Linked DNA regions of Mus musculus: region 1 is linked to region 2. The links are chromatin loops, found by intact Hi-C in ENCODE. Cell type or tissue: heart. All regions are shown on one strand. Links, peaks and the distances in the headings refer to the core of each region. The heading gives the core; the rest is flanking DNA. Region 1 has its middle 56 kb from the start of Gm33502. Region 2 holds the start of Fam43a (family with sequence similarity 43, member A).

Region 1 (15,072 bases), core at 3,141-11,140, 140 kb after region 2:
TGTAGACCAGGCTAGCCTCGAACTCAGAAATCTGCCTGCCTCTGCCTCCCGAGTGCTGGGATTAAAGGCGTGCACCACCACGCCCGGCTAATACATTTACTATCTTGGTTATTATGTACTAAGGGAACTTTCATTTCTGATTCAATCTATTTGGTGTGGTGAATACTTCTTGTATCTTTACAGACACATATCTTCTGTTATTTTATTGAATATATTTTCTGTGCCTTTGACCTGAATTTATTCTCTGTCCTCTATTCCTATTAACCTTAGCTTTGGTCTTTTCATGGTGTCCCAGATTTCCTGGGTGTTTTGTGCCAGGAGTTTTTTAGATTTAACATTTCCTTTGATTGAGGTATTTATTTCTTCTATTGTGTCTTCAATGCCCGAGAGTCTCTCTTCCATCTCTTGAATTCTGTGGGTGAAGCTTGCCTGGGTGGTTCCTATATGTTACTAAATTTTTCATTTTCAGATTTCCTTCAGTTTGGGTTTTCTTTACTGATTCTGTTTTCATTTTCACGTCTTGACTGGTTTTATTCATTTTCTTTCATTGTGTTTTCAGAGATTTCTTTAAGGGATTTATTCATTTCCTCTTTAAGGATCTCTACATCATTCATAAAGGCTATTTTAAGGCCTTTTGTTTGTGTGTGCTTCAGCTATGTTGGAACATTCAGGGCCTGCTGTGGTAGGGTTACTGGGTTCCAGTAGAGACATATTGTCCCGATTGTTACTGATTGAGTTTTTAAGTTAGTGTCCAAGCATCTAGGATAGGGAAAACTGTAATTCCAGGTGCTAGTACATGGTCTTGTTTTTGTTGGGTGGGTGTTTTGTTCCTTGGTTTCTGCTTCCTCTCTGGTTTGTAGGAGAGTGACACCTGGTAGGAAACCTGATAGGTGTGACTATCCGAGGTACAGGGTAAAATGTGGTTTTGAGTATTGAGAGCTGACACTTAGGAATGGGGACGGGATTGTGGGGCAGGAGGGCAGGGGTGTGAGGGTGTCCCACCGGGGTCTGCTATGTTAGTCCCCTGAGAATGGGGACAGAGAGTCTGCAGAGCTGAGGATGAAACTGGGGGGATTGGATCTGGAGGAGCAGAGGGAAAGGTGAAGACCTGCAATTACTTCCTCCCCTGGGAGAGTAGCCCGAGGGTCCCCAGGGAGTACCTGTTATGGGGGCTGAGATAAAGCCGTGAGTTGGGGGAGGGAAGTGAGGAGATTTGTGGCATCCAGTAGAGATAGGGGAGCTGCCACTGGTGTTCTGCTGCAGAGCTGGAGATGAAACTTAGAGATGGGATTTGGAGGAGCAGAGGAAGAGGTGATGATCCGGGGCCCGCCCATTTATTTACCTGGTCAGACTGGCCTGTTCCGTTCATTTTTTTCTTTCTTAACCAATGAGACATAGCCTTGCGACCAGGGATGAAGTGTAAGGAGAGACTCCCTGCCTCCCTCAGGTCTCTGCTGAAAGCCAGTCAGCCACACACTCTCTCCTAACAGTTCTTGTCTCCGATCTGGATTCATTCAAGACTTCTGACCCAAGACCTACGATCGAAGGCTACTCAGAGGTTTGCTGTCCCCCAGACCTCGTGCAAACATGTCTGGTCTAATTTATGCACACATGTACATACCACCTTCTCTTCCTCCAGAGAATATTTTTAGGACAGAGTAGGCAGATGGTTTGCACAATCAAACTGGGCATTATCAGGAATTACAACTCCCACACATTTGGTAATCCCGGACGGAGTTACGTGCCCTACAATAGAAGATGGAAGAAATCAGACGTTCTGTGGGCGGGGCCTGGGATGAAACCATGCGTCATTGCACAGGGTTTGAAGGAATGCATTTGAATTCCAGTTTACACGCAGGTCAAATCAGGTGGAATGGCTATTTCCATCACCCTCCCCTGACGTAAGAATGCCTTGAAACACAGGCATGATCTATCACACCTGATTTACTCAGCAGCTCGTTTGTATAACTTCTGTTTTTTTGTTTTCTTGCTAATTTCAAAACTGAGACCTGAGTTCAGAACTTAGCACTGATGAGGGTCCTGGTCTTGTTTTTTGGGGTGAACTAAGATCACTGGTCAGACAAGGACAGGTTCTACTTACCTGTGGGTAGGGGCAGATTACCTTGTATGAAGTCAAAAGAGTCCCAGAGAGTCATGGTGAATATTATAACCAGATAGCAGCTGGACTAAGTTTGAACTCATGTGCTACAGAAATGGTCAGAGTCTTAATTAACTCAAGAGCCTTGATTTAGTCCCTCAAACAGTTCCACACTTCTGCTTAGATCTCTTTGACAGGAGCTCACCACCTTCCAAGGCAGCTGTCATGGTCTGAGTGCCTTTCAAGGGTCCATATGCTCAGAGGGCTGCTCTCAATAGTGGGGCTATTGGAGGTGACATGATCTTTGTGGGCTGAGGCCTATTGGATGGTTTGGGGGTCGTTGAAAACATGAAGCAGTTCTCATATAACCCCTCTGTAGGTCTCTGAAACAGTTTCTATTAAAGGAGGGAAATCGGACCACTGTCCCTGTCTCCGACTCTTGACTTAAAATGTGTGTCCTGGTCCCGACACATATCTCCACCACTGCTATCTCTCTGCCATGACTACCTCCCACCCCAGTCATCCAATGCAGGTATCATGCCCTTGAGTCTTCCCAACTGTGAACTAAATAAATGCATTTTCTTCGTCAGTAGCCCATGTCTGACTTGTTTGCGATGGTGTTGCAAGCTGACCACTACAACAGCCCATCTTGTTGGTATTGATGAATTTGTTAAAGTCTCTCCCTCTGGGCTCAGCAAACCTGTCTCTCTTCCACACGCAAGACAATCCTTCTGGTGCTTGCAGACAGGTCCTCTGTCTCCCTCAGTCTTGCTTGTTCCAAGGTCCCAGTCTCCTCCCGGCTCCTGGAGTCATGAGGCAAATAGGAACTGTTTCCCATCTGGTGTGTGCTGTGAATCTGATGAAATTGCTATGATCAATAAGCTCTCACCCGGCAGAGTGATGACGTCACTGCGGAAGACTCCGCTCCTATTGGTGCTCCTGACTAAAGGGCCATGTGGCCAAGTAAAGGCTGCAGTTGTGAGATTTGGTGAGTGTCACAAAGCCTGTATTCTGACAGACACCATCTCAGGTTGGAGTGAAACGGGAACAGGAAACATCCATCATTTTCCCTTCTCTTCTCCCACTTCCTCACCTCAGTCATTCTGGGTCCTCCCTCCTCCCATCCAGGCCCAGTGAGACTTCCTGTTTTCCTCTTTTGAGGACTCGCTCTCCGTTCCCTCTCATCTTGATAATTGTCCTTGCCTGCTTTATCCCTCGGATTCTGTTCCCTGCCCCCTCCCAGCTCCTACTTCATGTTTATTCAGCTCTCTCCACAAAAACATAGGCCCATTGAGATAAAGACCTTAATCACTCAGTCTCAGGGGGAAAAAAATCACTCAGAACCTCAGAAAACTCTCTGAATTAGAGAGTAGCTGAGGGCCAGAAGCAGGAAGAGTTCTAGTCTAGAAAGATCAGTTTACAGGAGCCCTTTAAATGGCCGTCGCTTGGGGTTTCTGCCCTTCGTCACCAGGCAGAGAAACCTTCTACTGTGTCCAGCAAGTAAGCCTCTGTAAGGTCATGGGTATAGGAAAGTGGAAGCCTGGGGGCTCAGAGCCATCGCAAAGAGACTCCTCGGGGTCAGAGGTCACATCTGTGGCTGAGAACAGAAGGTAAAATCGGCAGGAAGTGGCACACTCCTGGCGGATGCATTCCTAAACCTAGGCCCCGAGGTAGCTAACAAGTTCAGCCTCAAGCTAACCCGGTCACATGTGTATGCTGTTACACACTATTGCGCAGGTGTGTGGGCGCTTTGCTATGGAAGGCATAGACATGGTTCCTTCCTAGGTCTACAGATGGGAAGGACCATGCTCAATGGCAGCTTGCAGAGGGAGGGAAATCACAGTATGTTGTAACAGCACACTGCCATCCTCCACGCGCCTAGCATCAGTCCTAAAGTTAGGCAGTTTTGGTTTGAAGGGAGCAATTCATGTCTTAGAAAAAAATTCCTTTATAGGCAAAAATGAATTAGTGTTGTCAGCCAGGAAATATCAGAGTGCCTGTTTTGTTTGTTGGTCATGTTTTTTTTTTTTTTTTTTTTTTTTTTTATCTTGTGATTAGAAAATACATGTGGAGAAAGAGGAACACTCCTCCATTGTTGGTGGGAGTGCAGGCTTGTACAACCACTCTGGAAATCAGTCTGGCGGTTCCTCAGAAAATTGGACATAGTACTACCGGAGGATCCAGCAATACCTCTCATGGGCATATATCCAGAAGATGCCCCAACTGGTAAGAAGGACACATGCTCCACTATGTTCATAGCAGCCTTATTTATAATAGCCAGAAGCTGGAAAGAACCTAGATGCCCCTCAACAGAGGAATGGATACAGAAAATGTGGTACATCTACACAATGGAGTACTACTCAGCTATTAAAAAGAATGAATTTATGAAATTTCTAGCCAAATGGATGGACCTGGAGGGCATCATCCTGAGTGAGGTAACACATTCACAAAGAAACTCACACAATATGTACTCACTGATAAGTGGATATTAGCCCCAAACCTAGGATACCCAAGATATAAGATATAATTTGCTAAACACATGAAACTCAAGAAGAATGAAGACTGAAGTGTGGACACTATGCCCCTCCTTAGATTTGGGAACAAAACACCCATGGAAGGAGTTACAGAGACAAAGTTTGGAGCTGAGATGAAAGGATGGACCATGTAGAGACTGCCATATCCAGGGATCCACCCCATAATCAGCATCCAAACGCTGACACCATTGCATACACTAGCAAGATTTTATTGAAAGGACCCAGATGTAGCTGTCTCTTGTGAGACTATGCCGGGGCCTAGCAAACACAGAAGTGGATGCTCACAGTCAGCTAATGGATGGATCATAGGGCTCCCAATGGAGGAGCTAGAGAAAGTAGCCAAGGAGCTAAAGGGATCTGCAACCCTATAGGTGGAACAACATTATGAACTAACCAGTACCCCGGAGCTCTTGACTCTAGCTGCATATATATCAAAAGATGGCCTAGTCGGCCATCACTGGAAAGAGAGGCCCATTGGACTTGCAAACTTTATATGCCCCAGTACAGGGGAACACCAGGGCCAAAAAGGGGGAGTGGGTGGGCAGGGGAGTGGGGGTGGGTGGATATGGGGGACTTTTGGTATAGCATTGGAAATGTAAATGAGCTAAATACCTAATAAAAAATGGAAAAAAAAAAAAGAAAATACAAACTTGGAGTCATCCACCACTCTGCCTGCCATGTGAATGAAGACCAGCCACAGTGGGAGTGGGGAACACTGTAGAGAAGACACCTATTCCTGGTAGCTCCCTAGAAGCTATTTGCTGTTAAAACAAAAAAATGAATTCCTGGAGCAGATTCCAAAATTCCAGGCAAATTTCCTCACTTTTCACCACACGCTATGAGCTCATGTTCTGGAATTTTCCCCCTGTGTGTGTGACCTTCCCTAACCTAGACTGGATGTACGGGAAAGTGCAGGTGGCAGGAACTCTGTAGCCACGGAATTTCTCTCCAGGGGACAACAGCAGGCCTCAGAGGACAGCTGGACAGAGCCCTCCAGGGGGTCTTAATGGAGGTAAGCACCCAGAGCCCAGAGTGACATTCCTGGCTACCCTGAGGTAAGCACACAACTACACTTCCTCAGCCAAGGAAACATATTTGCATATGCAAAAATGCATTCCTGACTTTACAGGTGAATAGCAAGGGCCTTAGGACCAAATACACCAAGCACACTTTGAGCCCCTGATTTTAGGCTCTGCTGGGGAGATTTTAGGTTGCTGATCAGGGAGAGATCCTGGTACTTTCAGGTATCAGATGAGAAAGAGTATTGAGACCCACAGATTTATAGATTCCTCTCAAAAGCTTCCTTCCTTCCAAACTGTGTCCACTCTTGCTCTCTTCCTGGAACTCCACAAACCGTGTCACACTGCTCACTACAACGGTAGCATCCTTCCTTTCTCCTGCCTTACTCTGCCCGCCTCTTTCCTTCACACCGCGTAGCTACTTCCATATACTTTCTGAATCTCATCTTCCTTTGTCAATCTCCTGGACTCCTCCCTCAGTCCCATTCTGGGTCACCCAAACTGTTGCCATGGTCTGCGTGCTGGCTCTTTTCTCTGAAGCCCGACTACCCCTCCCACCACAGAGCATCTCTGGGATTCTTAAAACCCAGCTGTGTCTGCACTGACCTCTGCTGTAAACCGCTGGACTCCCTGGATCAGCTGCAGACAGGCCCCCAACCCCTCCCCTCTCCCCCCAACCCCCTCTAGCTGCTAGCCCCCACAATTCCCTGGGCTCCTGCCCTTACTCTTGCTTTCAGTTTTCACAGGCTCAGGCTTTTCAGGCCTTCCACGGTGTTTGTTTATCTATCCAACTTAGCCCTTGGGGCCCCAATATGATTAAGAAGCTTCTCTTGGGTTTCTGTCCTGGTACTGTCACCTCCTAGAGAGGTGTCATTTATATCTCAGCCTAGTACAGAGAGGGCTTTAGCTTATGAAGTGAGGAAAATACTTCTCAAGGGAACGAGTGAATGAATGAATGAATGAATGAATGAACGAGTGAGCAAATGAATCGTGACTGCTGTGCTTACGATGGTAGCAGAAGGAAGATGCTGAACCAGTGTGAAGTCATCACTTCTGGACACACCAGAGACCACCTGTGTTCTATCACATCACCAAGGTGATAACCGGGCACAAATTCGCACGTATAGACAATAATAACCCTTGTGTCGAGGTTCCACAGTGATCAGTGGAGCTGATGCATGCGAATATGCTTTCAAAATCATAAATGACTGTTCAGATGTGCTAGGGACGTGTCCAGCATCCCTGACGGGCAGAAGCCTCCGAGCTGGTGATTCAGAACAGAAACAAGCATACAGCAGACATAATGGTCCCATCGTCGTGTCATGGGCTGTGTTGTACCCCTCAGCGTCTAGCAGGGTCCCCAGGGAAGGACAAGGCTTCCTTCATACGCAGCCTGGGCCTTTGGCTAGGGAGATTCCAGATGGTCAGAGAAAAGAATAGCCCCTGGACTGACCCAGGGGCCCAGTGGGAACTGGGCTCTGGTTTGGTGCCCTGTGTGTGCACGCAGTGAGGAACTCTGCTTTCTTGGGCTGTGGCTTGTAGCTTTGGAGCCTTAAAAATAGCACTATAAGGATATTTTTAGTGCATTATCCTGAGGCGTGGCTGACTCTTGTGGGGCTGCGTGTGACGCCTGAAAATAGCTTTGGTCTGTTTGCAAGTGATTCAGACAGCTGGTTCAGAGCTTCGGTAAATACACAAACAAGTGGGGGCTGCTGAGTTCTAACTATAGGTCACCCCACCCCGGCACATCTGGAAAACTGCTTCTAATGAAATTTACAAGATCTCTGGACCTTGTACAAACCACAGTGCTGCTTAGAGGGGCCTGGGGTGCTTCCAGGTGGTAGACTGGACAGAGCAGAAGAGCCAGCCCATTTTACCAAGGGGGAAACTGAGGCTGTGAGAGAATGTTTCTTCTTGCCAAAGTTGCATAGTTGATTTGTGACATGGTGGATTGTGCAAAGCCCGTGTTATTTTTTCCAGCTATTTTGTGTGTGTATGGTGGGGGCGGGGTGTGTGTGTAGATATAGGTGCTCATGCACACGTGTGCACAAGAGTACAGAGGTCAGAGGATGACCTTGGATCTTGTTTCTTAGCTACTGGCCTATTCACCTTTGTTTTGAGAGGTCCCTCACGGGTCTGGAGATAGTCAAGTACCAGCTCCGGCCTCTGGGTTGCTACCCTGTTTGAGCTCCTGCCCCACTCTCAAGGACAGACTGTTACCTGGAAGTGTAAGCTGAGTAACCCTTTCCTCCCCATGCTGCTTTCGGCCATAGCATTCCATCACAGCAATAGAAACCCTGACTTAAAGCCGGGCATGGTGGCGCAAGCCTTTAATCCCAGCACTCGGGAGGCAGAGGCAGGCGGATTTCTGAGTTCGAGGCCAGCCTGGTCTACAAAGTGAGTTCCAGGACAGCCAGGGCTACACAGAAAAACCCGGTCTCGAAGAAAACAAAACAAAACAAACAACAACAACAAAAAGAAACTCTGACTTAGATCCCTCCCAAGGCCAGTTTTTCTATGTGAGACCATTTCCAACCCCTCTAGGCATTCTGTAAACCTCATCTGAATTGGTGCTCCTGTGAGGCAATGCTGTTATTCCAATTTTGCAGGTAATGAAGCCAATGCTCAGAGAGCAAGGAGACTGCCCAAGGGGTCACAATTAAGGAGCCCTTAGGCTGCACCAGGGTTCTGGGACCCAAATGCTTTGAGTCTCTGGCAAAAGTCAATCTCTGTAAGTGGATGAGACAGACAACCAGGGGTTGTAGCCACAAGTGTTGCAGGGCCTAGCTGGCTGAGAAGGGGCACGCATGGCCTCTGTCTCTCCTCATGACTTCCTTCTCCTCATGACAAAGGAGCAAATGATGATAGCCAGAACTCAGCATGTAGGAGAGCAGGCTGCACGGGCCACGGGCTTGTGAACGTGTGCCCTCTGAACCAGCTGGGCAAGTGGCCTTTGAAAGTAGACAGTCTGCAATATGTCGTCCATGTATGTCATCCTACCACACAGAACCATTTAGCATTGGTGACCATTACTTATTCTAGACAACTGTCTGTGTAAGCAAAACCACACCAGATAATATAAGCCCTGCTTCGACTTGCTCCAGCCAGTTACATAGCAAAAAACACAAATTTGTATCTTTAGTTACTGTGCCCAGCTCCGCTGTCGGGAGGTACTTGATGTCCTCCGTGTTCTGATTGTCGTTCACATGGCGCTTCGTATCACAACTATCATTTACCATGCTCTAGCTCCGTGGACAAAAACACACCGCCAGACAGACACACTCTGAATTACTTACACGCTGACCTTTCTTTGACCCCTGCCATTTTTATTTCTTTTAACAGTAGAGAATACAAAGAGGATGTAGGGGACAATAAAGACACACAGGCTGAACCTGGCCTGCTGTTATCAGGTGACTTCCCCGCCTTCTTCATCTTTTAAAACAGGAAAGCTCTGTACCAACTCTGCAGTCTTTTACAACAACTGAGCAGATCCGGAGACACTCGAGAGCAATGGCTCTCAACCTTCCTCACTCTGAGATGCTTCAATACAGTTCCTCGTGCCATGCTGACCCCTAACTGTACAATGACCCCACGGTCACTGCATAACTGTAATCTTGCTGCTGATATGAATTGCAGTGTAAATATTTTGGGAGATAGAGAGTTGCCAAAGGGTTCGCGACCCACAGGTTGAGAACCACCGCTCTAGACGTGTTTTAGAGCCATGCCTGAGTGTCACTCATTTAAGCCATCACAGCTTGCAGAGGGAGAGGAGAGCAGTGCTCTTTGGCAAACATTAGTCTGCATTGTGCTGCTGAAAACCTGTGACTGTGACTTGCTGATGGCTGCGCTGTCTTAGGAAGCAACTGAGCCCCTGAACCTTACTTCTCTTACAAACTCTTTTTCCTTCATTTCTTCTTTCCTTCCCTTTCTCCCTTCTTTTAGAGAGCCTCGTGAAGTAATATATGAGCATGCAATTTTTTTTTTATTGCCAAAGGCTCTAAACTATGAAGTTGCCATTTTTGTTTTTTTTTTTTTTTATTATCCCGTGGGTTACTAACCTTTTCAAACGTCTGTGTTTTTAAAGAAAAGATTCGCCTGACTGCTGATTTATCTTTGCCCCTTAGCACATGTCTGTCCTTGAACAAGGTGCGAAGAATGTGGTGCCAGCCAGCCAGACTCAGCTCATCTTTCCTGGGAACTGACCACATTGAGTCACTGTGCCTCTTGATGCTCTGCTCTGCGGTTGTCTCCATTAGCAGTAAAGCGTGTGATCATGCCTGTGATGAACTTCGAGCCATTTAGACAAATCTTGTGTTGTTAGTCACAATGACAGCTGCGCTATATACATCTGAAAAAAAAAACTAGGTAGTATTGCCAGACTTAGTTCCCTTTAGTCTCAAGGCCAGGCTTGGCTCATAAGTACACCTGCATAGTATGGACAATTAATTTTGAGACTTCTTCGCCTTGTGTGCTAGCCCTAGATTTTGTGGCCTCTGGATGTGGGCTCTAGAGGGGATAATACCTTTCACTTTATGACCTTTCATTGGGCTTCACCTTTTTCACAATAGTTCTTAGGATTTAATCAGAGCTGTATTTCTACCCCCCAGTCTTTGGAACCGGCAAACCCATCAGCTATGTTGACACCACCACCACCACCACCACCTCCACCACCTCTGCCAGTGGAATTGTTCTACAGGAATCCTGGGTTGCCAATTAGGAGGAAATAAAGACCTGGCTCTGCAGGTCCAGGGAGAAGTCAGGTGGCAATTAGACTGTGAGGATCAAGTCCTCAAAATAGCTCCTGTTTCTAATTATGTCCTCATGCTATTTATGGGCGTTTAAGAGGGTCTTTGGGGGCATGGTGGACCTTTGACATCCCTAAATCAACTTGGAAAGTAAGTACAATTCTTACTGGAAGAGCGTGAGAGGACAGGAGAGACTGGCAATGTAGACATCAACAGGTACCACAGTGCTATACAGATAGAAGCAGCACCTATTGTGCAGGGGACTCTGACCACAGGGCTTCCTTTGGAGGTCTTTTGTTATGGTAAGACTGGCTGACACTAAGCCTAGGATTTCTTTCACTGCAACCATTGTCTTAGTGAGTGAATTAGTATACCAAGCATTTATGAGGGTTTTGCCTTCCTAATGGATGCTGGGAACTAGTAGAGAAGATCTTGAGGTCTCATATTCCAGTAAGAACAGACAGCTAAGCAGGCGATGAACACACAGCATGGCAATGATCCAGCTGGTATACCGGTAAACTCAGGAACACGGCAGGGCTTCCCAATCTGGCTGATGCAAAGGGCGAGGGTTGCAAGGGAAGGTACTAGGAAGTATTCTAGGAACATGTCTCCTATGGGGTATGTCAGGCAGAGTCTTCAAGATTGACTAGGAATTAAGAAAGGGAAGTCAGCAAGAGCTAGAAGGAAGTGCATCGTGTTCAATAATCTGGAGGCAAGAGTGAGAGTAGTCACCGCATCAGTGGGAGAGAATAAGCACACTGAAGAATAGCAATAGAAGTCAAGCTATGTAGTCTACGTTGTCCTCGAACTCAGGATCCTTCCTTCCAAGGGTCGGTATTACAAATATGCACAATCAAATGTGCACAAACTGGTAAGATTGTAATGTAGTAATGTTATATATATATATTCCAAACTAGTTTGCTATTATGCTAGGAATACTCTTCCCATCTCCTCTCTCCCCACACCCCAAAGATCAGCCCTAGAAAGCAGTTACTAACAGTGAAGTGCCTCTAAGGAACACATCATTAGGTAGTCTGCATGACAATGCTGAGGATAAGTGTACCCAACTTAGAGGTAAGTGGTTCCAGTTGGGCTAGAAGAAACAAGCAAGCTGGGAGCCATCTACCTGTGAATCTGTGCAGAAATGTCCTGGGTGTCGATGAGCAAATTGTAAACAAATGATAACAAGATGTCAGAAGCAGGGGAGGCTCCCAGAAGGCACCTCAGAAACAAGAACCCCCTGGCACAGTGCCCACGTATAAGGCTGTCCTCAGGGCAAGGTCATTCTGCTGACATCCCTGTATATTGGTTGTCTGCGGGACACACAGGGATGCTAACTGAATGAATGAAGGATCGGCAGGAGTAAATGCGTCCTGACTTTGACCTTGTAGAGGATGTAGATGGTCCCCAGCATGGTAGGCACAGGTGTCTGCCTTCTGACAAGGCCAGGTGTGCTGGAGAGAAAGCTCCATGCTTCATCTATGAGTTCCTAGGACCTTGTCTCAGAGGCATTTGGAGAGCTAGGCTCTGGACAAGCAATCCAATAGGTAGAAAGGCATCACAAGGCCCCCTCTGTTCCTGAGTTCTCTGAAATGGGAACCTCTGTAGGCATCCATTTGAATTCTAGCAGGGAACCAAGGAACGTGCACCCGCAGTTCCATGTGCAACACAATCAGTGCAATGACCTGACCGTGGACTTCTGACAAGGCCACGTATGCTGGAGAGAAAGCCCATCCTTACGTTATTAGACAAATGGAAAGTATCACAAGTTGGCTTACATGCTGGGGAGACAAACTGGAATCTCAAAGCTTGGGGGTTACAGCAGAGCACTCCTCACTTCTTCCTAGCTTCTCAGCTCTGGATAGAAGAGGATGTGAGACAATCTCCTTCAGATGAATAAGATGTTACCATGGTAGAAGGCTCCTACAGATGCATGAAGGTACCCGGCAAATACACAATGACAGAATGGGCTGCACACAATATTTAAATGGCATATAGCCCTGGTTGGGAGAACCCACATAGAGCGAATCCCAACATGTCATTCATTCATCCTTTTAAACATACCACTCAATGGATCTTTAAGTCTAATGCTCATGTGCTGGGTCCTAAGTTGGAGCTGGCTACAAGGCACCTAGCAAAACACATTTCTCTTGTTCTCATGGAACTTTCAGTCTCGAGGGGAAGAGAGATGTCGGGCAAAACAGCAAGGACACGGGGAGGGTAACAGGAAACACCTGCTTTTGATGGGCAGCCCCTTGGGAAATGTGACATTTAAGTTGAGACCTAAAGGTTGAAGAGCATTGGGTCAAGTGAAGATCTTGGGAAAGGGCAAGCTGGGCAGAGGAAACAGCTTCTGCAATAGTCTTGGACAGGGATGAACTTGGCCTTGGGAAGAAGGCAAGGAATGGGGCGGGTTCAAACGGCTTACAAACCAGGAATGTGGTGAGGGCTTGAGCTGTGTTTTGAGGGTAGTGGGAAATTGCCAGCAGCTGTTGATGAGGGTGACTCCGGGATGGACTTTAGGTTTTTAAACAGTTTGTCTGGTGGGATTGTAAAAGCAAGAGAGAAAGGAATGAGAGCAAGACTCAGAGTGGAGGACAGAGGAAAAATGGCATGCGTGAGAGGGGTTTGAGGAGACTAGAAAGATGATTCCAGATGGATCAGACAAGAGGTGGGGCTAAGTGGGGTGTGGAGGTCAGAGGAAGGAAAGATCAAAAATGACTTCATTTTAGGTTTAGGCAGCTGCTCATCTGAATGAAGGGTAAACTGTACATGATATAACATTTAAAGATTCCGAGAGGGCACTTTCACCAAGTACTAACTGAGCAAGACTCACCCCTGAGTCAAACGCGGCCGCCACTGTGCCTTGGTTAATGAGCCTGAGGCTTTCCCATGCATTCAGCTCATTGACAGTGTTGCCCTGACTTTCTGCTTCCTGAACTGAAGAAGTAAACAAAACTGAGAAGTTGCTCATGGTCATGAACATATATCATGAGCTGCATGGACAGTGATCCAATAGAGAATGAGATGGAGCCAGGCATGGTAGCACATGGTAACACATACCTATAACCAAAGCATTAAGGGGGTGGTTCCAGGCATGATAACATGTGTCTATAACCAAAGCATTAAGGGGTGCTGGCAAGAAGATCTCAAATTTGAGACCAACTTTAACTAGAGAATATAACCCGATCTCAAACTAAAACAAAATGGGATAGACTGTGGACTCAAACTAGCATTTCCTGTTTATTAGAAATTTTAGGTGGGAAGATCATTGCACAGTAAGTTTAGGAGCTGAAGCAATAGAAGACACAATTGGCCAGGTCAAGAAATAAATTTCCACAGTGGGCAGGTTCAGGAAAAACGGAAAGATGATCTCAGGGACAAAAACATTCTGAGTGTCAGGTCAGGGGTCAGGGGACTGGTGTTAAACCTCCGAAGGCGGGCCAAGAAATAGTTCCTTGGCCCAACCCAGGCTTCGAGTGGCAAAAGGAAAAAGAATATGGCCAAATGACAGTTATTGTCCCCAATAAAAAGCAAGTATGGAAGGGCAATAGCCACAAGGGCAGAAAGCACCCCAGGCCCACAGGAAGACCTTAGGAAGGAAAGTCCCTCAGTTGCTGGGGTTCTGATGAGAGCAGAGGGACTACCATGTTTTATGAGCCTCCTGCCCAGCCTCCCTTTCTCTCTCCTCTCCCTGCTTGCAAAGCCATGTGCCCGCTTTATAGGCTGGACTTCTCTCCCAGGCTATGACTGTAAGGCCTGCCTCCCTCGGACACAGCCGGATCACAGCCATCATCCACAGCCAGGACACTGTCACGTGCAGAAGCACACAGGTACCAGAGCAACAACAACAATCATGACAAACAAGGGCTCAGGCAGCAGCCAGTTGACGTGAACCAACCAAGGCAGGATTACAATAGAGAACTGGAACAGACTGGCCCACTGTCTGATAGTAAAATGTGACTTGGGGAGGGAGGCATAGAAGCTATGTTGGCCCTAGGAGCTAAGGGAGGGAGGCTCAGCCAACAGTTGGCCAGGGCTCAGGAACCTCAGCCTTCAAATGTATAAGAAAACTAGCTCCACCCCGCTGAGGGAGCTTAGAAGTGGCTTGTTCCCTTGTCAAGCCTCCTGAGGTGCACACAGCCTGACTGACACTTGGATTCGAGCCCTGTAAAATAAGCAGAGGAGCAGCTGGGCTGTGCCCGTGCTCCTAACCCACGGAAATGCTGAGATAATAGTGAGTGTTGCTTAGGACTCTATAGTTGGGGCGATCTATGTGACCGCCGTATAAATGATCGGTACTGTCCTAGTTGTTGGGAAGAAGTCTGAACCCCACTGGGGACTCGGTAATATCGCTGTCATGCTGCCTCCACAGCTTGCATAAAGCCAGAGACAAAAGTTTGTTGAGTGGGTTTGGAAGGCAAGGCTTCCACAGTAGGATTTAGGGAGGGTCCTAAGGGGAGCAACCCATAGGAATCATTGAGGTGTGTGTGGTGGTGGTGGGGGAGGGGAGATGAGGTAGGATACAGGATCTGAGGGGAGAAGTGGAGAGGCAGCATCTTTGTGGCAACAGCTGATTGTGTTCCTCCTTCACACGGGGGGGGGGGGTTTGGGAGGGTTCGGGGGGGGGGCGGGAGAACCAAGATCAATAAGGAAGCTCTGTTCAGGAGCCTCAA
Region 2 (14,434 bases), core at 1-8,000:
GAGGAAGAGGAGGGGGGAGGAGGAGGAAGAGGGGGAGAGGAAGAGGAGAGGAGGGGGAGGGAAGGAGGACAAAGAGGAGGCAATAATGGTGGTGGGGGAAGACAAACTAGGGACCAGCCAGGGAAAGTGACAGAAACCATTTCAATTAGATGGCACCATACAAGCAATAGAAGGGACAGAAGAAGCAGTCTCAACAGCCCAAGGGGAAGGCCAGGCCATCCTTCATTGCCTAGCACGGATTCTGTTGCCAGGAAAGGTCAAGGAGGCTGGGCAGCTAGGTAGGGGGCCCAACATCAGAATGCTTGTGTGTTGGGCTGAAGGGATTGTGCCTGGAGTTGGTAGGAAGCCACTTCAGTGTTGAAACTAGGAAGAGGCACAAGGCCAGGGCTGTGGTGTGGTGACTACAGAGTAGCTCTGAGGAGACAGGCTCAAAAGGAGAGACTTCTGAGCTATGGGGGAAGAGGTAGGTATGTGTGTGGACACACCGTTTGCTGTGAGTTTGGTTGGGACACGAGTCAAGGTCTAACTGCCTCAATTGTTTGTTGGGGAACTATCGGTTCAGTTCTGCTTGTCACTACAGAGACAACTATCTGTCCAGGGACATCTTCTAAGAAGATTGGCTCTATCATTCTGTTTCCTGTCGCTATAACAAAACACGAAAAGTTAGCCACTTAGCGAGAAAAATGGTTTATCAAGTCCACAGTTTAGGAAGTCTAAAATCTAAACAACATAGCACTGGATCTGCCAAGAAGCCCCTTGGCTGCTTCCTCTCACGGCAGATGGCGTGGCATACATCAGAGCCTACACATGACAGAGAAACCATGTGGTGAGACACAAGGCTGGAAAAGGATCCGAGGGCCCGCTTTTGCTCTTTTGTAGTGATATTGTTTGGTGGAAATTAGCTGGAGTCCCACACAAATGGTGGGAAACCCCTCGAAGGGCGGTGCCTCAAGTGACTCAGTCGCTTCTCATTAGTGTTAGTGGAGGCGGCTGCAGGGCTGAGGGGGTTAAAAAACCTCACAGGAGTCCAGGACAAAGGGGCTGCAACTGTAAGATGCTAGGGTCACAGAGGGGGACGAAGAAGCCTGAAAGTCCTTGAGTCCATTTAGCTTATTACAAAACCTAAATGCCTTTATATTAGCTGTGGCTTTTGTTCAGGACAACATTGCGTAAGCCAACAGCCACAGTAAAGAAGGAAGGGAAGTGGGGGGGGGGGGGAGATTAAGTTTAATGCAATGCCTTCGATCTACCTCACAGTAGCCTAAATGTTGTTACTCAGCATGGAATTCATATACAATTATTACAACTTTTTGGTCTAATTAAGTCATCAAAAAGCACATTTGTGGTGTACTTCAACTTGAGTCAACCACCTCCTGGGTGCTCGAGAGCCACGCACACCAACTTTACCAGACTGTGCAAGCATCTCTTTGAGTGCCTGGCTCCCTCAGATGTTCGGTGTTCATGGCTATCCCCGAGAAACATCTTCCAGCTTTGAAAGCAGCCACTTTCACTCCTAGTACTGCCTCCTGTTCACCAGCGACTTAGCATTTTATTCCTTTTATTAGGCATTTTATTCCTTGGGTGTTGGTCATCTGCCTCTCCACAGGCTATCACTCCCAGGAAAGCAAACACCCCCAGCTGCACTACTGCTCAGCCTCCAGCAATGTCATCACCACAGCAGACTCTACAAATATTTTTTCAAAGGATTCCAGAGTCACCATTGTCACCTTGAAGTCCGTGTCCAGTGAGTGGGACAGCGGGGGAGGAGGAGCACTATGCAAAACACACAGTGGCAGAAAGCCAGTTCAAAAGCCCTCTAGGAGGCTGGTTCTCAGATGCCAAGTGAGAGGCTGGCACTCCTGCTGGCAGCGTTTCTTTTCAGCTGTGACTTGGTGTATTGATTCAATCGCCGGCTTGTCCAGTTTTGTGAGAAACAACCTCACCAAGCGGCACTTCCGCCTGCCGCCAGTAGATGGAGTAGCGTCATTGAAAATTCAGCCCATAGTGTCTAACCAGTTTCTCCAAGGACCCTGCTGAGCGGTTCTCTGTGAACCTGCTTGTCATCTGCTCCTCCCTCTCACCGAGGGTCTGCGACCTCAGAGTTCAGCGAGGCTGGCCAGGTTCTCCAGACGGCAAGGTAGGTAGACCCCCCAAAGGCTATCCAAGGTCCAGGTCTGCAGGAGATATAAAGGTTTCTTCCTTCCTGGGTCTTAGAGCACAAGCCCAGGACGTGACTCACACATGGGGTGTTCCCATTCACCTAGAACCTTTCTGCTCTTCCAAGATCGAAACAAGCTTATTAAACAGGTAGTTAGGCATGACACAGCCTGTACCTCTGAGACTGGTGCTCTGGCTGCCACCAGAGAGCTGTAGTGGATGCTTCCTTATCGCTGCTTCTCTCTGGTTTCTCTGTAACTGGGTGTAGCCCATAGTCATACCTTCATTGGAGATGAGACCAGCTTTGGTCCTCTTTTTGCTCCCCGAAGCCCTTCTGGCCCTCAGACATCCTGGACACTTGGCAATGTTAACTTCTTGGATATGGGCTCTAGTTTAGAATTTAGAGTTGGGGATTATAGAGGATCACTCAGCTGAAGGCTAAGTTGGCATGCTTTCCCCAGAATATTTTGTTCTTTCGAATTTGCAAGTTGTCATTATTGGCATTGAACAATAATTTCTATTGTGTGCACACACAAATACGCACAATATTGCAGTCCCTTTGGCAGAAAAGAAACATCAATGTTGGCATGATGGATTATTATAATTCTGGTTTGTTCCATCCTGGTGTCTGGTATTCCCCCCCCCCCCCCCGCCTTAGCCCACCCACACAGCTGGCAAGTTGGGCACTAGGACCCTCGTTAACGGCCAGTCAGGAAAAGGCCATTTCTTCCTACAGAGAGAGAGGGTTTTAAATCCATTATAGGACATTTCTTTGATGGGGAAACATTTCTTTATTGTTATCACTGACTCTGTCGAATCTCATACAAGTGTCTGCATTTTAATCTTGGCATTGCATCATCCTCTGCTCTCAGAGAGCCCTCCAATCCCCCTCCCACTTGGGGAAATCATCTTTCAAACATCGCTTGCTCCCTGGATCCTCTTTAATTTTCTTAGTCACTGGGAACTCTCTTTTCTCTTTTCCCAGATTCTCATAGGACTTTGGGCTTTTCTGGCTGAAGTTAACCCAGCAAAAAAAAAAAAAAAAAAAATATATATATATATATATATATATATATATATATATATATATGTTTGCTCGGATGTCTCATTCATCAAATAGAAGTCGTTTAGCTTTTACTGGTTGGCCCCTGGGTGTCCAGAAGGTTGTGGAGGGTTCAGAGGGGCAAGCCGGCGAGTGAGGGTATCTTGTCTAGAGCTAGACATGGTGGTGCATGCCACAATGTGGAGACGGAGACAAGAGGATCCAAATGTGCGTAGAGCCTGATCGAGGTAACCAGATCCTGTCTCAGGGGAGGGAAAATAAAGGGGAACAAACAAACCCCACGTTGTCCAGTTAGCTCGTGAAAAAAGAGTATGAAAAGTATCATCTGAGTTTTTACTAAGCATTGTCACCCAAATTGCATCAGTGATGGCTCTACAAACAGCAGCACAGCCTTACTTAGAAACTTCATATGTCTCGAAAAAGTGCCTTACTCTGAGGGTCTGTGGCAGTTTGGGTCGGGGGTGGAAACTGGAAGCAAGTAACTTAGGGACCATTCACTACTGTGTTCAATATTGTTCATGGCAGTCATCTTAACCACGAACTTTCCACTACCTGCTTGCTGCTCACCGGCGGATAAATGGCACCAGGAGAAGAGTAACAGGCAAAAAATTGATTCTCTTATAGTTTGCCCCCCCCTCCTGATTCCCCCCCCCCCCCCCCCCAGTTTCTCTGTGTAGCCCTGGCTCTCCTGGAACTCACTCTGTAGACCAGGCTGGTCTCGAACTCAGAAATCCGCCTGCCTCTGCCTCCCAAGTGCTGGGATTAAAGGTGTGCGCCACCACCGCCTGGCTCTTTATTTTCCTTAATAGATGATTATTAAAGAATAATAGTAAACAGAACCTGCAAATTCTCTTGAAGTTGTCACAGAAGGAACACAACAACAGTCACCACAACGACAAAATACTACGCAATTTTCCCCAGAGCCTACAAGCTCAACTTCCACCGCCTCCTCCAGAAGTTTCGATCTAGACGTAGACTTATTCAGCGAGTTGCAATTTAGCCTAGGGTGGAGTGTCAAAGTTTAAGTTCCTCTTGCTATCTATCGGGTAACTCCAGGTCTTTTGGTTTCTATAGCTAAAAGAGATGCTGGTAAATTTGGAACGTGGTTGCCTAAGTGGACTAGTCTTCCCTTCTCTCGACCAGTGCCTGCAACCTGGTCCCTTTAAGAGACCAGAACTGCGTCCGGCGTCGCAGCCCTAAAGGGATCCTCTCCTGTGCTCCTCCCCTGTCCGCGCGGTGAATGGTTCGTGCCGGCCTATATTAACCCGAGATCTTCCTCCCGGACGGCAATGATGTGAAGCGAGCAAGTCGGCTACCGCGCGCACGACCACAGAGGGCGCGCTGCAGATCGCCGAGAACCCCGAAGCGGAGCCGGACACCCCCGGAGGGAAGCAATGAGGTAGCGGCAGTCCCCGGAGCGGACGATGTGCGCGTCCTGCCCTCCGAACCCCGCGCTACCTTGGCCGAGACGGCCGAGCGCGAGTCTCCGGCGTCCCCTCGGAGCGAGGATGCAGTGAGCTGCGGGACCGCTGTGCTTGGCCCGCCGCGGCCAGCCAGACCTCTCGGACCACACTTGGGGCAAGCTGCTTATTCAGGGACCAGTCCAGCCAAGGGGCTCGCCCTCTTCTGCACCCACTGGGGGTGGGGAGCACCGGCCCCTGGGCGCACTGCTGTAGTTTCCGCGGCTCCTGGCCCTGGCCCAAGACTTGTGTGTGTGTCACGTTCGCTGAAGAAGAGTTCCAGCTTATTTCTCTCACCATCCCGGTTGCTTTGGCCGAGCCGCCCACCTTTATTTATTTGTACGCACTCATTTGGCCTTTTTCTAAAATATTTTCCGCTCCGCTCTCTTATTTTGTTGCTTGTTTGAGACTTTTGTCCTGGTCCTCCTCATCTAGGCTTCTCTCTCTCTCTCTCTCTCTCTCTCTCTCTCTCTCTCTCTTTCCTGAATATTTTTTTCTAATATCCTACCCCAGTCCCTGCGGGGTTCCCAAGCACTATCTGGCCTCTCCTGCCTCCATCTCCCTGCCCCGGAGGTCCTCCCAGCCTGAGTTTTATTTTTCGAGCTTGCCCGGGCCAAGCGTAGCCTGGGTTGGTGGCCCTGCGGGGCTCTCACCCCGCGCTCGGCCACCGCCGCCCCAGCCACTCCCGGGCGTCCTCCGGAGATGCTGCCGTGGAAGAAGCACAAGTTCGAGCTGCTGGCCGAGGCGCCGCCGCGGCAGGCGTCCAAGCCTAAGGGCTACGCTGTGAGCCTGCACTACTCCGCGCTCAGCTCCTTGGCGAGAGCCTGCCCGGAAGGCGCGCTCAGCCGGGTGGGCAGCATGTTCCGCTCCAAGCGCAAGAAGCTGCACATCACCAGCGAGGACCCCACTTACACTGTGCTCTACCTGGGGAATGCCACCACCATCCAGGCGCGCGGGGACGGTTGCACTGACCTAGCGGTGGGCAAGATCTGGAGCAAGAGTGAGGCCGGCCGTCAAGGGACTAAGATGAAGCTGACCGTGAGTGCGCAAGGCATCCGCATGGTGCATGCCGAGGAGCGAGCGCTGCGACGTCCCGGCCACCTCTACCTGCTGCACCGCGTCACCTACTGTGTGGCAGACGCGCGGCTACCCAAAGTCTTCGCCTGGGTATACCGGCATGAGCTGAAGCACAAGGCGGTAATGCTACGCTGCCACGCGGTGCTGGTGTCCAAGCCGGAGAAGGCTCAGGCCATGGCTCTGCTGCTTTACCAGACATCAGCCAACGCTCTGGCAGAGTTTAAACGTCTCAAGCGGCGGGATGATGCGCGTCACCAGCAGCAGGAGTTGGTGGGCGCACACACCATCCCACTAGTGCCGCTGCGCAAGCTGCTCTTGCACGGACCTTGCTGCTACAAGCCGCCAGTGGAGCGCAGCCGCAGCGCTCCCAAGCTGGGCTCCATCACCGAGGACCTGCTTGGGGAACAGCAAGAGGAGGAGCTGCAGGAGGAAGAAGAGGAGCATCTGGAGGACTGCCTGGAGGAGGAGGAAGAAGAGGACGGTGTGGGGGATGGGGATCCAGCAGAGGAAGAGGCTGAGGCGCAGAGGGCGCTGGTGGTGGCCATGCAGTTGGAATGTGAGGACTTGCTGGACCCGCTGGAAAATGGCCACGAGGAGGCGTTGGGGGACGGCGGGGTCTCGCTGGGCCCCAGCTCGGGGACATCACTTCCTCTGTCAGTCTGTGCCTCAGACATGAAGGCCCAACTGTCACAGCTTATTAGTGACCTGGGCGACCTTAGCTTTGGCAATGACGTGAGCACCCTGGAGACCGATTTAAGGGTGACACGCCTGCTGTCGGGCGAGAGCACAGGCAGCGAGAGCTCCATCGAGGGCGGAGGCCTGGATGCCACCCCTGTCAGCCCTGGCAACCCATCGGGCCCTGCTGACAGCACCAGCCTAGATGAGCCCTACTCGGGCTAAGCTGCCAGAAGACTTCTCTGTGCGCCCCTCCCAACATACACATAGTGGCTCCCCAACAGTAGTTCTATTCCCCCTAACCTCCAGGAAAGGGAAAATGATGCACTTGAAGCCCAGACCCGACTTTGGAGTTTTCTGGGGAAGCTATTCCCTCTTGCTAGTTGCCCCAGCGCTTTGGCTCAGAGGTGGCTCAGGTTGTGAACAGGGGGATGGGGGGCAGGGAGGGCGAGAAGCACTACAAAGGTGGGTGAGGGAGAGCTGGCTGAAGTTGGAAAAGGCCAAGGGCGGGCTGGAGGTGCCCAGCAGCCGGTTTCCTGTTTGTGAGGCAGCTGGGGCTAGGGAAGGAGGGGTTAACTTCCTCTCCAGACCCCCTGACTGGAAGGCCTCTTTCTGTCATCAATATCTCATTAACAAAGTCACTTTCAAAACGTTGGAGGCTTCAATGCCACTTTACCTGCCCCCAGTTCTTTCGGATAGGGGAGCTTGGGCTGTTTACCTCAGACTCAAACTCTTGAAAGTTTGCCAAATTTCTCAAATAACTCTTCTTGGGGGGGGGGGCAGTGTATGAAAGTCGTGTTTTGTTTACAGTTAAAGAAACCTAATATCTAAAAAACAAAAAAGGAATTTTCCTTTAGAAATACACACCTTCCTCTGGCCCCAAAGCTCCTACTCCATGATGCTATGTAAAATATTTTTGCACTGTTGTGAAGTATTTTTGACTTTTTGTTTTTTGTACATAACTGTGTTCTCGGAGCTGAATGTTTATATCTCTTTTGCTGTGCAAAAGATACCTGTAAAATGTTGTACGGTTGTATATATGGAAATGTGTATAAAACATTTTGTTATTTTTTTGAGCAGCCTTGTTTCAGTTCTGTTGGCATGTCAGCAGCGGGGTGAGAATAAAGAGGAAAAGCTGTCAGAACAGGCGAGAGCCTCTGGAAATGCTACCCCAGATGATTGGCGGGGAGGAGGTGGGGGCGGGGTTGTGCCTCCAGTTTTAGTGTGGTCCTGCTGTGGCTGGAAGAGAGCCGGAGGTGAGACCTTGCCACCCATAGCGTGCTTTTGGATCAGACCAACTCGGGGTGTTTTATCTGTGGCCAGCCTCTGTATATTTCATATTCCCATTGTGTGTGTGTGTGCAGTTTTGCTTGCTTGTTGCTTTTGAGACAAGAGACGCACTGTGCGGCTCTAACTGGCCAGGAACTTCCTAATACAGACCAGGCTGGCTTCAAATTGAGAGATCTGCTTGCCTCTGTTTCCCAAATGTTGGGGGTCAAAGCTGTGCAACATTCGTTATGCCTGGCATATGGATTTTTTTTTCCTTCAAGCTAATTTTGGAGAGGTCAGTGTAAATTCAACTGCCCACGCTGTTTACACGAGTCACGTGGATGGCTGTTTACTGAGTGACTTGCCGTGTGCTGAGCTTTTTTTTTTTTTAACCACCTCCTGTGGGTTGGCCTAGTGACCAAGTACAAACATAATCTATAGTCCTTTTCCTCTGCAAATTGCCACGGTGCTTTGGAGACCGGACTAGCACCCTAAAGAGGGACTCAGTGGAGTGAGGCCTTTGTTTTTCTCTGGGAAGAAAAGCAAAGAGAAAAGTTGTAGGCCCCAGCCACCCGGGGGTGGGGGGTGAAGTGAGTAATGGCGCAGGTGGGGCTCGGGGAGACAGCTTGAACTGCCTGTTTCCTGCCCTTGCAGCCCAGCCTGGCCCAGTGGGAACCATTCTGAGAGCAAGACAGCGGAGCTGTTGGCTTGGCGTGCGGGTGTGTGCTGTGGGCTGTTCATGCTTTCTCCGTTTGTTTCTGTTGTGAACTCCAACCAGATGTCTCTGGTTGGGTTACACCCAGAAGCTGCCCGAATTCCCTTCTGCCAATCATTTTTCCCATTGCCCTTTTGGATCTCTCTTCCTGTGCGGCCGAAATGGATCTCACTACTGGCCCTTTCGAGCTGTCCTGAGGCCACTTTGCTTTGTTTTCTTCCAAAATATGTTCTGAACGGCTAGGCCCAAGAATCCCGAGGAGACTGGAGGGCACTGGAATCAGAGAGGAAGGGAGGGTGAAGTTTTCTTCCTAATTAATGGGAGTGGTTCAGCAATAAACCTATCCCTTTAAAAGAAAATAAAAGGGGTGGGGGTGTGGGAAGTATTTTTTTTCTTTTAATATTCAATGTCTTTTTAAGGACACAGGCCACACCTTTTAATCCTCTAGTTTGGTCTGGTAAAGTCTTCATCTCCCAGAATGCATCAGAGGTACATCATCGAATGACATTTTGAAATGTTCAGGTAGACATCAGGAAGGGAAGCAGCAGCACACCCTGCTGCAGCCGTCTTTGGCGACACCGCCCGCAGATAGCTGTGTGAGCCATCGGTCTCCTGTCTGACAGAGTTCACATTTCCAGTTACTTCCACACTGCCAACTTCCTCCACCGAACAAAACCTAAGGACGTCTAAGGCAGTGGAGCTGATACAATTCCTACCCAGGAATAGGCCCTTAACTGTTAGCCAGACCTCACGCCAAGGTTGGCTTTCATCAGCAAAGGCTGTAGATAGGACAACAGCGTTTAAGCCAATGCCACCAGCAAGCACAAGGCGATTCTGTCTTTAAAGTTTGATTTTCTTTTTTTCCTGCCTTCTTGCTTGATTTAGGAGTAGGAACAAGAAATGCTGATGGAAAAAGAGGCAGCACCCTTCCTCCCTCTCTCGTCCTTGCCTCCCTCTTGCTCCCCTTGGCTTCTTGGCTGTTTGTCACCGCACCTCAGGGCTCTTGGCTGATGTAATTCTAGAAGAGATGCGAAGGGGAAACACGATGCAGTGGCTTGCTTCATCTCCGTCTTCCAGGGATGACATCACTAGACAAAGGAGAAATGTCTTGAATGAAGACACAACAAAACTTTGTTTCTGGTACCTAGTGGTGCTAGACAGTTTGGTGTGATGACAGCTGGCTCAGGCTATGGGGCGAAAAGTACACTCCAGAGAGGCCCGGCGTCTGCTGTGATCACGCGGACCTCCTCCCTTTTGTAAGGTGAGGTACCTGCTTCCCACTTCATCTGTGTAACCCGCTGGTGTTTTAAATGCAGTGAGACACTGCTCACTCTCTTGCAGCCTGAGTCACACTGCTAGTCCAACAGCACAGCACTGATGGCATAGAACTCAAGTGACTTCCGGAGGCAGGAGGGCTTGTTGCAGAGGTGGCAGCTGAGTCCCTGGAGCAGGCATTTGTCCAGCTTCTCTCAGCACAGATATGGCATGTTCCTGTCTGTAATGTGTTGTGTGTGTTGAGGAAGAACGAGGGAGGAGTTGGAAGGTATAAAATAAACCTTAGCATGACAGAGTCTCTGGACCATAAGTGTTTCAGAGAACCCCCCCGCCCCCCCTCCCCACACAGTGCCTCTTTAAAGAAACATCTCTCACTACACGCCCACCTCCCCCACTCCAGAAGCACAGCGGCTCTTAAACAAATCAGAAAGGCTCTGTGATACCGATTGTGCAGATTTCCTTCCCAGGGGACACAGCTGTGTTTTGAGGGTTCCGCTGGTGAAGAAGATGGAACCGCTGGGAAGAATCCACCCTTGGCACCACACTGGAGATGTCAAAATCTCCCAGGAGTCGTCAAAGATCACGAGAAACATAAAAATTCTATTTGGAGTGGGTTGACCCTGTTTTCTAACAGGATTTGGTAATTTAATCAGCGGGCCTCTTCCTTCTGTGAGGCATGCATCAGTAGTCTCAGCAACTGTTGGCAGGGGATGCATGACAGGGCTGGACCCTGGTGAGCATGGACCGCAGGCAGGGGTCGGGGGCCACATCAGATGCCTGGGAAACTACTCCTGGCCCCGGAGCAGGTGGGGGCCAGGGCAGGCAGTGCTCACTGCTACCGGATGTTGTGTATATGGCCACATCTGGATCCAGTTTTATTGTGAGTTGGAGCCTTTCCTCTTCCTGATGACTCCCCTCTATTCACAGCCCAAAGGTCTCTGCCACTGTATCCTTGTGCAAGCAAGCTCTGAGCGGAGCCAACTAGAGCAGCCATGAGTAGTCACCATTTTGGTGGTTTGAAAACCTAGGGGGCAGCTCTTCCTTCCTCAGTCTTGGGGTGTTCAGCAGCATCAATGAAAGTCTTTATTTCTAACTCCCATGGACAGTGATCCTTCCAACAGATGCCATTTCTGTCCTCTTCATCTCTGCCACCAACTCTACTTCCTTCTGTTAATATACTATCCCCACTGCACACCCAGATTCTCCTGTTGCTGCAATCACCACCCGGTTCTTGGCTTCATTTCTCAACTTTCCACAAATGCGCTTAGAAAAGCCAGTTACTCCAGAAGCAAAATAAAACCCCCAGGTGTTAAAGAGAAAGCAAACCAGGCAGGGGGCTATCAGTCATCACCACTCCTGAGATTTCAAGACATTCTCTGACCCTGCCCCCACCTTTAAGAGACAAGAAACTGGGGTATAAAGGGTTTGTCCTGGCCAAAACCACACAGGAAGGCCCCAGGGTCCAAGTTCTAAGTCAAAGCTGCTTTTCCCGGCCTATTTTGTACTCCCACGCTTCATCCACGGTAGACATTCAATTACAGATGTTTATGGTGTTGGTGGTTAGCATCCTCCACCCCTGTTTGTGAACAAATACAAATGGGATGCACATGCTGGAAGTGAGAGAGGTCAGGTGTGTGTCTTCCTGAGAAGAGGAGTGCTGGTGGGAGGCTGGGTGGGTGGCTGCCAGTTCTCAGAGCAACTTGATCTGCTCTTCCACCCATGAGATCTGGTCTAGCCAGACTCCACCCTCCAAGAGCAGGTCGAAGTTGAGAGCGAGGAGTTCTTCCCATTGCATCATGGTTATTAATCCTCTGTATCCTTCCGGCTGGGTAGATTCTTCAAGGTCAAGAACGTTTTAAGCATCTCTGATTCACTCTATAGAGCATCAAGGTTTGCGTCTAATAGGCACTCAGAAAATACTCCCACGGAGGGAAGAGGTTAGTCCATTCCAGGCTAGAGGTAGAGTATGAGAAATCTCCAGGTCACCACCCAGGCAAAGGAGTCTAGTTTTGAGGACCTGTGCGTGTTGGGTGAGATGGGAAGTTGCTTTCAACTTCCCACTTCTGTCTGAACGTCAGCTTTTTCCCAAAACATCGCCAGCCTTCTAGAGCGAGGGGATTCTAGCTTAGAGGAAGACGGCTCATTTGGAGCTGATTCTGAAGATAATTGGTAACTTGCTTCTATGTATTTTAGCTTCCAAATCCTTGCCTAAGATCACTCACTCAGTAAGTTAGACTAGAATTTTCGTCTCCTGACTGTGGGTTTTAGACACTGCATATTTAGAGTGTGATGGATACATTAGTTTGTAAGTAGCTGAATTTTTGTCTGAGGACATTTAGCAAAGCCTGTGCATGCCATCAAGGACCACCAGGGCATCTGGTGGCTGGGTGCTTTGTAACAACAGAGCCCAAGTCCCACCCGAGGCAAGACTCAGGAACTGACTGTCTTAGAGATGCTTCACCCTAGTAGCAGACCTCACCTCGCCAGGATCCTTATCCCCTTCCATCTCTTTCCCCAGAACAATGGATTCTCTGGTTGGAAGTCCAAAATGAGCCAATTATGGCTGGCAAGGGCCTAGGTTCATTGCCAGGGACCTCGCTTCTTTCTAATTCTGATTGAGAGCCACACAGAACTTCAGGCTTTGATCCCTTTATTTTATAAATGGGGAAACCGAGGCCAAGAAGGATTTTTAAACACATGTCACTGGAAGCTCATGTGGAGCAGAGCTTAGATTAGGACTCAGGGCACAATTTTGCCCCCAGTCTCTTTCCAAGACGCCATATAATCCTCTTCTAGAGCCCTGCAGAAGGTAAACGAGAGAGTCCCACAGCCTGGGGAACAGGTGCCAGCTGCTTGTTTTCAGAGATAAGCCCTCTCCCCACCCCTAACAACTGTTAAAGCACCCCATTTGGCCTCCTTAAGCTTAGTATATGTCCTGGATCCTTTTCTAATAATAAGGGGATTGCAGGAACCAGGATAGGGAACCATTGTGGGCAGTAAGAAATGTTTTGGTGCAGGGAGTACTCATAACATTACAAATGTTTCTGTAACACCAGATGCCACATTTCAAAAGGCACCAATCTTTCAGCTGAATTCCTACCCAGAGAAAGTGAAAGATTTCCAAGGTCACATGAGTTCAAGGGCGGAGGGTGGGGAGGGCCACCAGGTTCTGCATCAGCAAACTCTCAGTTCTGTGTTATAGATCAGGGCTTGCAAATGGTTTCCCAGGGACCTCCTACAGACCTAGAAAACCACCCACAGTTAGCCATGGCTGCCGATGCCCTCTCCCAAGGCTTTCCGGGAGGGAAATCCAACCTTTGTAGGACACCTTTTCTCTGGGGTCCTGAATTCCAGCAACAACCCGTCACTGGTGCCCATCATCTGATTCCAGTCGAGGAGCGCTTCTCTTTGGAAGAGCCTCTGTTTGTGCCTGGACAGCTTGTCTGGAAGAGATTACCATGTCATGTGGGACCCAACCTGGCTTTCTCACATCTGAGGCAATTGGTCAGTGGAGGAACTAGCAGAGTTTTTGACTCAGTGGGCTTAAGAGTCTCTGCGGGGCTCCCACATACCACACATGTCCACAAAATGTGTTCCAGTGCCCAAGGAGGCCAAACGTGTAGACACAAGGACACAACCAGTTAAGAGCAGGAAACTGTAGGTAAGTATTTACACAGCACAAGGGAGTTTATGGATTAACATTGCCATCAGAATGTAAGGTGTCCACAGCAGTTCTGGGCCATCTCCACAGCAGTCTCTCCCATCAGCTGTGGCAGAGGGGTGTATCACTGTCCTGGCTTCTCTGTATGATTAATAATTCCATACACACTCCTTGAGACAGTGGTTTAGAGGTGTGGAAGATCTGAGGTTTTTCTGGGAGACATTATATATGGAAAAGAGTACACACAGGCTCTCTCAGAATTTGTGTGTGTGTGTGTGTGTGTGTGTGAGAGACCATGCTCTCTCTGTGTATGTGTGCACATGCATGCGTACGTGTGTATGTACATGTGTGTGCTTTTGTGCCTGCCTGTGTGAGTGCACATGCCCCGTGGGTGGACATGACTGGGGCTGTGCTCAGAACACAAGCTGTGCTGTACATTCTGGCTGTTGTGGTTGGCTTCGGTGTGAGATACTCGGTGAGACACCCGCACCATGAGTACACCATGCTGATCCCCCCAGACTTCTGCCCAGAGAAGCTTCAAACCACATCACCCTTGCCTCTCCGCTAAGCCCTCAATGTCTTTGCTTTTATTATTAAGGGCTGATCAAATTAGCTAATCAAAATTATCAATCCCCTTTGGGAATGCTTTATCGTGCTGAAGACCATGACCAAGCAAGCTTTGGGCTGTTAGACTTGCCACAGGTTGTTAGGCCTCCTCAAGGCAGCCCTGGTGTGTACCTGATGCCCTCGCATAATTATAGGGAAAGCGCCTTCTGTTCTCAAAATGATACAACTGCCCACCTGCAACCTAGGCAGTTTTCATCTTAATATGTAGTAGGCCTCCGTTCTTTTTGGCTCTCTCCCTCTCTGAAAGTGCACTTGTAATGTGAGCCAAACATATGATACTACTCCATCACAAAAAGGGGTGGAACCGAGGAGAGCGCTCAGAGGAGAGGCAGAGCTTAGGTATGGTTCTGGGGATAAAGACACTTGCTGCCAGGCCTGGCTACCTGAGGGTTGGGGGGGGTTGTTTTTGTTTTGTTTTGTTTTAGACGGAGTCTTACGTACCTGGCTGGCCTTAA

The links. Peaks named below come from ENCODE experiments on the same cell type or tissue, not always from the same donor. Only the 100,000 strongest peaks of a DNase experiment are listed, where the experiment ranks them.
Region 1: a loop joins it to region 2, with 10 times the contacts of the local background. A loop is called at or near these places in 10 of 42 quality-filtered maps.

Annotation. Positions count from the first base shown.
Region 1 is chr16:30,729,947-30,745,018 of GRCm38, forward strand. No RefSeq gene overlaps it. Among named protein-coding and RNA genes, the nearest start is that of Gm33502, 56 kb to the right of the region's middle. In heart, for the core only: CTCF peaks have their summits at 6,232 (motif pointing left) and 6,432; DNase peaks (open chromatin) are centred at 3,265, 5,595, 6,235, 7,175 and 1 weaker place; H3K4me3 peaks cover 748 bases; H3K27ac peaks cover 5,939 bases.
Region 2 is chr16:30,595,218-30,609,651 of GRCm38, forward strand. It overlaps Fam43a (family with sequence similarity 43, member A), which reads left to right and starts at 4,506. Exons shown (of 1, transcript NM_177632.3): 1 at 4,506-7,580. The coding sequence starts at 5,383. The coding sequence ends at 6,657. In heart, for the core only: CTCF peaks have their summits at 4,564 and 6,338 (motif pointing right); DNase peaks (open chromatin) are centred at 1,994, 4,524, 5,454, 6,324 and 1 weaker place; H3K4me3 peaks cover 4,683 bases; H3K27ac peaks cover 3,896 bases; H3K27me3 peaks cover 1,078 bases.